2 separate regions of the Homo sapiens genome follow, and region 1 is linked to region 2. A link is a contact called in ENCODE Hi-C or POLR2A ChIA-PET data. All regions are on one chromosome and are shown on one strand. The core of a region is the stretch at or near the end of the contact, and the rest is flanking DNA. Distances in the headings are between cores, read along the strand shown. Region 1 has its middle 38 kb from the start of LCLAT1. Region 2 has its middle 43 kb from the start of LBH.

Region 1 (3,472 bases), core at 209-2,708, 130 kb after region 2:
GCCTCCTCAAGTCCTTAGCATGCCCCCAGGGAAGCACAGGATGCTTCTCTCCATTTCTCTTTGTTTAAAACTTTCCTTAATGTCAGGGGATGGGGGTATTGGATGGACCCCCAGGGGGCTTTAAAAATTGAAAGCCAGTCCCGGCCAGGGCCCCCACCGGATGGTGAGAGAGCACAGGAGGAAGCAAAAGTGCTTGTGTTAACAGAATGTCATTTCCCAACATGATTCAGGCCCCGACGCGAGGCAGGAAAAGGAGAGCAAATGCCTTCCCATTCATCACATCGGACACAGTTATTTTTAGAGTAGCACCAGCTCAGCGCTGGGTTCCAAGGGCCCTGCCGTGGAAGGAGATGAGGCTGGGCTGATACAGTCAGTGAAGAGTGGAAATCTTGCAGGCGTGTGTGTGTGTGTGTGTGTGTGTGTGTGTGTGTGTGTGTGTAGGATAAACAGGAGGGGTGAGCAGGCAGCTTTCCTCCCAAACTGCAGACCCTGAGCCTGGCTCCTTATGTGAGCATGAAGGAAATTGGGTGTGGAAGTAATCATCTGAGGAATTGTTGGGGGAGAAGAAAGGGAGACCCTCTTTGCCTGGAACTGAAGTGGGCCTTTGGCTTAGAAAGGGTCCCCTCACATCCCCACTCTGATCTGACCTGCCTTTTCCCAGGCACTCCCCAGGCTGAGGGCAAAGCAGCCTCATCCTAGACTGGGTAGAACATTGGCTGACTGCAGGGGTTCTTGGCTTCACTATCACAGCCTTACAAACATCTGGCCAGCATGAACGCCTCCCTCCACCCAGATGCTGATGGTGAGCTGGTATCTGAGAAATGGATTCTGCTCCAATCAGCACCTCCATGCCCATTTTCTAGAAGGAGAGTCTTAACTGGACATGGTAAGAGAGTCCCTTTTTGCAAGGGACAGATGAAAGGCTTCCCTTCTTTTTCACCCATTTCTGGTCTTCTCTCCTCTCTCAACCAACTGAAGGAAAAGGAAGACCTGAGGTTGAACCCGGCCCTGAGACAAGATTGGGGTCAGGATGTGGTCCCAGGCTGCCTTTCTTCCTAGGCTGGATTCTTCCTTCTCCTTTCATCTTAAATACACTGCCCTCCTGTTTTCTACCTCTGGAGAGTTCTTGGCTCTATAAAAGATGAATCAACTATCTGGCCTGACCCTAACTAACATAAGCAGTCACAGCCTAGGATGAAACTAAGGCCCTCTTTCTTTCCACAAGGCTTTCTAGATGTGCTTCAAGGTCTATGGAAATGCAGTTTATACTACATGGGTCTTTAAGGGCCTCAGATTTGATTTACTTTCCATTAATAGCTGAACTGTCCCTGAGGTTCTGGCCAGTTTTAAACATTCTTACTGGCAAAGGGGATTAGATAGATGACTTCCTGCACAGTCATTGGATGGATTCCCATAAGCCAAGGCTAGTGGACAGAGCATCCCATAGCAGCAAGTCACTGCTACTGCCTCCACCAGGAAAGCAAAAAAAGCTCATGTGAAGTTTTGATGGGGCTGCCAGCACATTGATAAGAAATCTCCCTGATCCCTGTGTTAGCACCCACAAGGTGGAGAGCTTATCCGCTTTGCACAACAACCCAGGTGAGTAAAGGGATCGCAAAGTAATGAAAGGGGAGGCATCTGGTTCATTTATTTTTACCAATATTTTTTCTTCTGAAGACTTATTACAAAGATGGTCCAGTCATCATTTTAGCAGAAGCAGACAGGTAAGGAGGAAGCAGTATTGTCTGGGAAGCCAGGTGCACCAACCCAGCTTTGCCACTAATCTACATCCCAACTGTGATGTCGAATCAGCCACCCACCTTTCTGGACCACAAAAGGAACGACTTGAACCAAATGAACTTGAAACTCCTTTCCAAAGTACCATAAAACAACAATAACTGGGGAGATGGAGGAGCTGCCTGGAGAAGTTAGTCCTCACACTGCTGCTTGAAGCTAACAGATAGTAGAATAATCCTGGCTGACAGTTACTGATCTCCTAACCAAATGCACATCTCATCATCAGCCGTCACAACAACCCTGAATAGTAGGTATTATTTTCCCATTGTACAGATGAAAGAACTGAGGATCAAAGAGGTTAAACCAACTGCTAAAGGTCAGTAAGTGGCAAAAGCAGGCTTAGGCCTACGTCTTTCTGATGTTTAAGCCCATGTGTTTTCTGTCCTACCATATTACCTCTCAATGGATCAAGGAGAACAATGTCTGTTTGTCTGTGTGTGTGTGTGTGTGTGTGTGTGTGTGTGTGTTTGTTTTTCTTATTATTGAGCATCCTTTTTAAGGTCTGTCCCTTCTCTATACTTCATTTTTCCTTTCCATAACATTATTTATTATTATAAAAGAGCTGCAATTCTACCCACCTTTTGCTGTGCTGGAAGAAAAATGTTGATAAAGTGCCTAGCCCCATATGCCACCAAATCAGAGTCTTTTGCAAGTCACGACCAGATGATCTCATCTGAAAGCTTCTGTGTGTGTTGGGTGCTTGCAGTTGAATAGGATGAGTCAGATGTCAGCCTACTTCTTTTCCAAGCACCTGAAACCCACCAACTTCCTGCTCTTCTTTCCTTTGAAGCTCTGTGTTTCGTTGTGCTTGGGAGTCCCTGGAAGGGCCAGACTGTTTGTCCAGGTTCAACACAAGGCTTGGGGTACAGTAGGTGGAGGTACCAGTATATGTTCCAGTCTCTCTGCTAAATCATTTGTCCCTTTCTCTTTGGCTCACCCTGTTATTTTCAAAACCCATTACCCACTTTGCATTAGGAGTTTCTCAGTCATTTTTTCTTCTTTCCTGTCACTCTCCTTGTATCTCTTTGTCCTTCTCCCTCTGATCTCTGTGCCTTCCCATTCTTTCTTCTGCTTAATGACTGAGTGGCTGACAACTGGGAGTCACACAGTATTATACACACAGCAGATTGAAGTCACCTTCCCATAGACTATGACAATCGTCATGATGCCACAGTACCAGGTGTGGGGGTCCTGGAGGGCTGATAAACAAGACATTCCACTCAGCATGGTATGGAGCAGAAAAAAACTGCATCATCAGGAAATTGACTCACACATAGCAGTTCCTAGACAGAGACCTTGGCCTGCAGTAGGTGACTATGAGAGTTCACATTTCTGCTTTTTCCTCCTCACTGGTACCTGAGTTAATCATGGGGCTTTGGACATAAGGGCAACAGTAGAGTCTCAGAGACACAGGATATTGACAGCATTCCAGAATAATCTGGCACTCTTCTCTTGCTTCCATTCATTATAAGGTCTACTTTAGAGGAACGTTGCAAACAAGGTCCCCAAATGTACCAGCCTCAAAGACTCTAATCCGTTTCCTATAGGCCCAAGAAACTCCAGGTTGGAAAATGAAGTTGGCATGCTTTACTGCACCCTCAGCAAAAATGACTTCATATTTTTGGTAGATGGGTGAATAGCAACTGAAAAGGATTGTTGCCAGGTGCGGTGGCTC
Region 2 (3,684 bases), core at 523-3,022:
CCCCTCTGACCTTTTGCATCCTGCACCTTTGCTAGAATTCCTGGGATCAAGAAACCTCCAACCTCAGGCTTGGAGCAGTTAACCCAGGTGTTGGGGGTGAGGGAGAGAAAAATGTTGAAATGTGAACTGGTTCACGATGACCCCAGCTCACAAGCTGCATGGATAATCACTGTTTATCAACTCACTGGAAAAAATGACTACAATTACATTTCACACATCAACAAAAGGAAAAAATAAAGCCCCATTGGAATGTCTGAGTCATTCTTCAGAGCCTTTAAATTACCCATTCATTATGACCCTTCTCCTCATCACGTACCCTCCCTTGCAGGGACCGGCGAGCTGCCATCTGCCTGTTGCTTGCCAGCCTGGCCAAAAGACTCTGCAGATCAACCAAGACTCTGTTTGGGGGCTTACAGTAGACCACAAGGAGCTATTAAAGGGATCAGCAAGGCCTGGAGGGTCTCTTCTAGGAGCAATTGTTTCAGACTCTTTTCTGAATTGTTGACTTGGGTGTGTCATTTACACACACATACCAAAATCTGGCTGAGTGAGGAGGAGTCATGGTCAACAAGGAGATTTTGCTGTCACTTGGGGCCAGCATTTTTGCACAGATGTGAAACAACAGCTTCATGGTCATAGTTTGTTCAAAAATGAATCACTTCATTTAGGAGAAGAGGTAGGAGGGTTCAGCGGTAACCCCCGACCCCTGCCCCACGGAAACACTGCACCTTGTCTGCCACCAGATGTGTGTGGTTCATTATCTGGTTTGGCCAATCTATATGTCCCCTGAAAACTAGGAATGATCACATCTTAAATTCACAGGAACAGTGGTTTTAAAGCAGTTTGGGGGTCTCAAAGATTCCCTTTGAGAATCTGATGGAAACTATGGATTTTCTCTCTGCAAATACCAACATAGGCTTACAAATTCCAGGGAGTCCATAGGCTCCCATGAGAGGCAGGGCATCCCCAAAACTCAGCTAGCACTAGACAGACTTTTTTTTTTTTTTTTTTTTTGAGACGGAGTCTCGCTCTCTTGCCCAGGCTGGAGGGCAATGGCGCGATCTCTGCTCACTGCAAGCTCTGCCTCCCTGGTTCACGCCATTCTCCTGCATCAGCCTCCCGAGTAGCTGGGACTACAGGCGTGCGCCACCTCACCCGGCTAATTTTTTGTATTTTTAGTAGAGGCGGGGTTTCACCATGTTAGCCAGGATGGTCTCGATCTCCTGACCTTGTGATCCGCCTGCCTTGGCCTCCCAAAGTGCTGGGATTACAGGCGTCAGCCACCGCACCCGGCCTGACAGACTTGTTACTGAAGAAACCCTGGAGTGAATTTGTTTATAAAGGGCCCTTTGGTCCCGGGGGTCCCCCCACCCCATCACCTCTTCTGTGGTTTTTTAAGACTTCATCTTTGAAAGTAGGATTTGCTCAGTGGAAAAAGAAGTAGCTCAGACACTGAGACCTACAGGTCCCTGTCCCAGGTCAAAATGAAGCTCCCCTTTCAGTTTATTCAGAGATCAGAACATTCTTTCCAAACCAGGAAATTGGATCAGGCCAACGTCAGTACAAAGTGCACTGTCAGGGCCTGGTGGGTAACTTGGCCTCTCGTGGGTCACTCCTTATGCTACCAATACCAGGACTATCTTAGATGTCTCGGCCAAAACCATAATCTCTGGCCCCCAAAGAGAATGCTGTCAGACAGCAAGGAATGACAGGTTTCCAGGAAGTGTACGCCCTGTGCCACCCAGAGCTTCAAGAATCTTGGCTATCGTCCATTCATCAACTTGGTCATCAAATCTGCAGGCCATAGTGGGTGGTGAGCAACAAGTCTGGGCTGGAGAAGGCTGTGTTTACATAGCAGTTTTATGCCTGCCAATCTGTCTGTGAACTTTGGAAGACTTATTCACCACAGCAATATGGTAATTGTCAATGGGGACAATAAAGATTTCTTACGTCTGTGTGCCTTTTTACCCTATATAAAGCGCTTATGCCGATAAGGCATTCTCTTTTTTTATTGTGGAAAATATACATACAATTTACCATTTTAACTATTTTTAAGTGTAAAATTTGGTGACATTAAGTACATTCACAACTTGTGCAACTGTCACCCCTATCCATTTTCAGAACTTTTGCATCATTCCAAACAGAAGCTCAATTACTTTCTGTTTCTCTGAATTTGCCTAACATAGGTAACTCACATATGTGAAATCATACAATATTTGGACTTTCGAGTACGGTTCATTTCATTTAGTGTAATGTGTTTGGGCTTATTCATGTTGTGGCATGTATCAGAATTTCATTCTTCCCTATGGCTGAATAATATTCCATTGTATGTAGAGATTACATTGTGTTTGTCTATTCGTCTGTCAATGGACATTTGGGTCATTTCCACCTTTTGGCTGTGGTGAATAGTGCTGCTGTGCACATTGGTGTCTGGTATCTGTCTGAGTTTCTACTTTTTATTCTTTTCAGTAGATATCTATGAGTGGAATTGCTGGATCTTGTGGTAATTTTATTATATTTTCTTTTTTTTTGTTTTTTGAGACAGAGTCTCGCTCTGTTGCCCAGGCTGGAGTGCAGTGGTGCGATCTTGGCTCACTGCAAGCTCTGCCTCCCGGGTTCACACCATTCTCCAGCCTCAGCCTCCCAAGTAGCTAGGACTACAGGTGCCCGCCACCATGCCCGGCTAATTTTTTGTATTTTTAGTAGAGATGGGGTTTCACCGTGTTAGCCAGGATGGTCTCAATCTCCTGACCTCATGATCCACCCGCCTCGGCCTCCCAAAGTGCTGGGATTATAGGCATGAGCCACCGTGCCTGGCCCAATTTTATTATATTTTCTTATTTATATGGTGATAAACAACTCCTACTTTATTATAACCATTTTAAACATAAAGAATTTGAAGCTCAGAAAAGTGCAGGAAATGAATTCCCTCAATGAAGTTTGCTAACTTAGAGATTCCTGTGCCCAGGGTTGGGACTAGGGTGAGGCAAGTGAAACACCTAGTGTGGAAACAACAGGAGGACTCCCTCTCAGGTTTGGGTGACCCCTTGCCATGGTGAATTTGTCTACCAGCTGCAGTAGCAGTGCCAGGACCCATGATAGTTTTAGAGCCTATGAAAATGTTTTAAGGTATTTTATAATCAGAAAAAAGAAATCAAATCCAGCTTGAATTATTTGTCTCTATATCAATGCAGTTCTAAAATATAATTTTGTGTGTGTATGTATAGGTATTTTTTAGATAGAGGAAGGAATCTACAAAGGCAAAAGTGCCTAGGGCCCCCAAAAGTCATAATGGTTTCTGCCCTGAAAATGAGCATCCTATGAAGAATGAGGTACCCAGGGCACATGATTTAAAGAGGCTTTCATTTTTAGGTTCCTGCAAGTACTGAGCCTGCACTGTCATGATCCCCAGAGTGAATGCCTCCTTAAATGCTATGAGCCAGGTGCCTGGCTTGCCTTACCCTAGGCCCAGCCCCACCTGCCTCCTTATCAGGCTGGACTGCTACTCCTGGCACACTGGGCAAAATCATCTTGGGCCACAGATTCCTCCCTTGGCAGCATGCTTTGCATGTCTAAGGCAAGGAGGCTAGGGGAAGTTCAGTTTAGTCATAAAAAAAGCTAGGTGTTTGCCCACTGGGGCGCCCAGGAGAGGCCTCAGTGAACCCCTCCCCAATCAGCCTGCAG

What was found. A loop is a pair of places that touch in the nucleus more often than their neighbours do. ChIA-PET counts read pairs that join two places held with the same protein, here RNA polymerase II (POLR2A). Pooled maps may share reads with other maps.
Region 1: a loop to region 2 is called in a pooled map, with 7 times the contacts of the local background. The contact joins two enhancer-like sites. A Hi-C loop is called at or near these places in 5 of 168 maps with a recorded cell type or tissue (B cell, CD4-positive, alpha-beta T cell, CD4-positive, alpha-beta memory T cell and 2 more), 1 of 37 single-sample maps with no recorded cell type and 11 of 50 pooled maps. POLR2A ChIA-PET finds 5 or more read pairs at or near these places in 18 of 52 experiments (A549, BJ, CD4-positive, alpha-beta T cell and 14 more).

Annotation. Positions count from the first base shown.
Region 1 is chr2:30,407,849-30,411,320 of GRCh38, forward strand. No RefSeq gene overlaps it. Among named protein-coding and RNA genes, the nearest start is that of LCLAT1, 38 kb to the right of the region's middle. RefSeq lists an enhancer at 2,336-3,248. Within about 2 kb of position 1,459, at least 12 of the 41 ENCODE cell types and tissues checked have a DNase peak (open chromatin) inside an H3K27ac peak, as active enhancers do; they include PC-9, where a contact is called at or near this core.
Region 2 is chr2:30,273,124-30,276,807 of GRCh38, forward strand. No RefSeq gene overlaps it. Among named protein-coding and RNA genes, the nearest start is that of LBH, 43 kb to the left of the region's middle. Within about 2 kb of position 1,773, at least 10 of the 41 ENCODE cell types and tissues checked have a DNase peak (open chromatin) inside an H3K27ac peak, as active enhancers do; they include PC-9, where a contact is called at or near this core.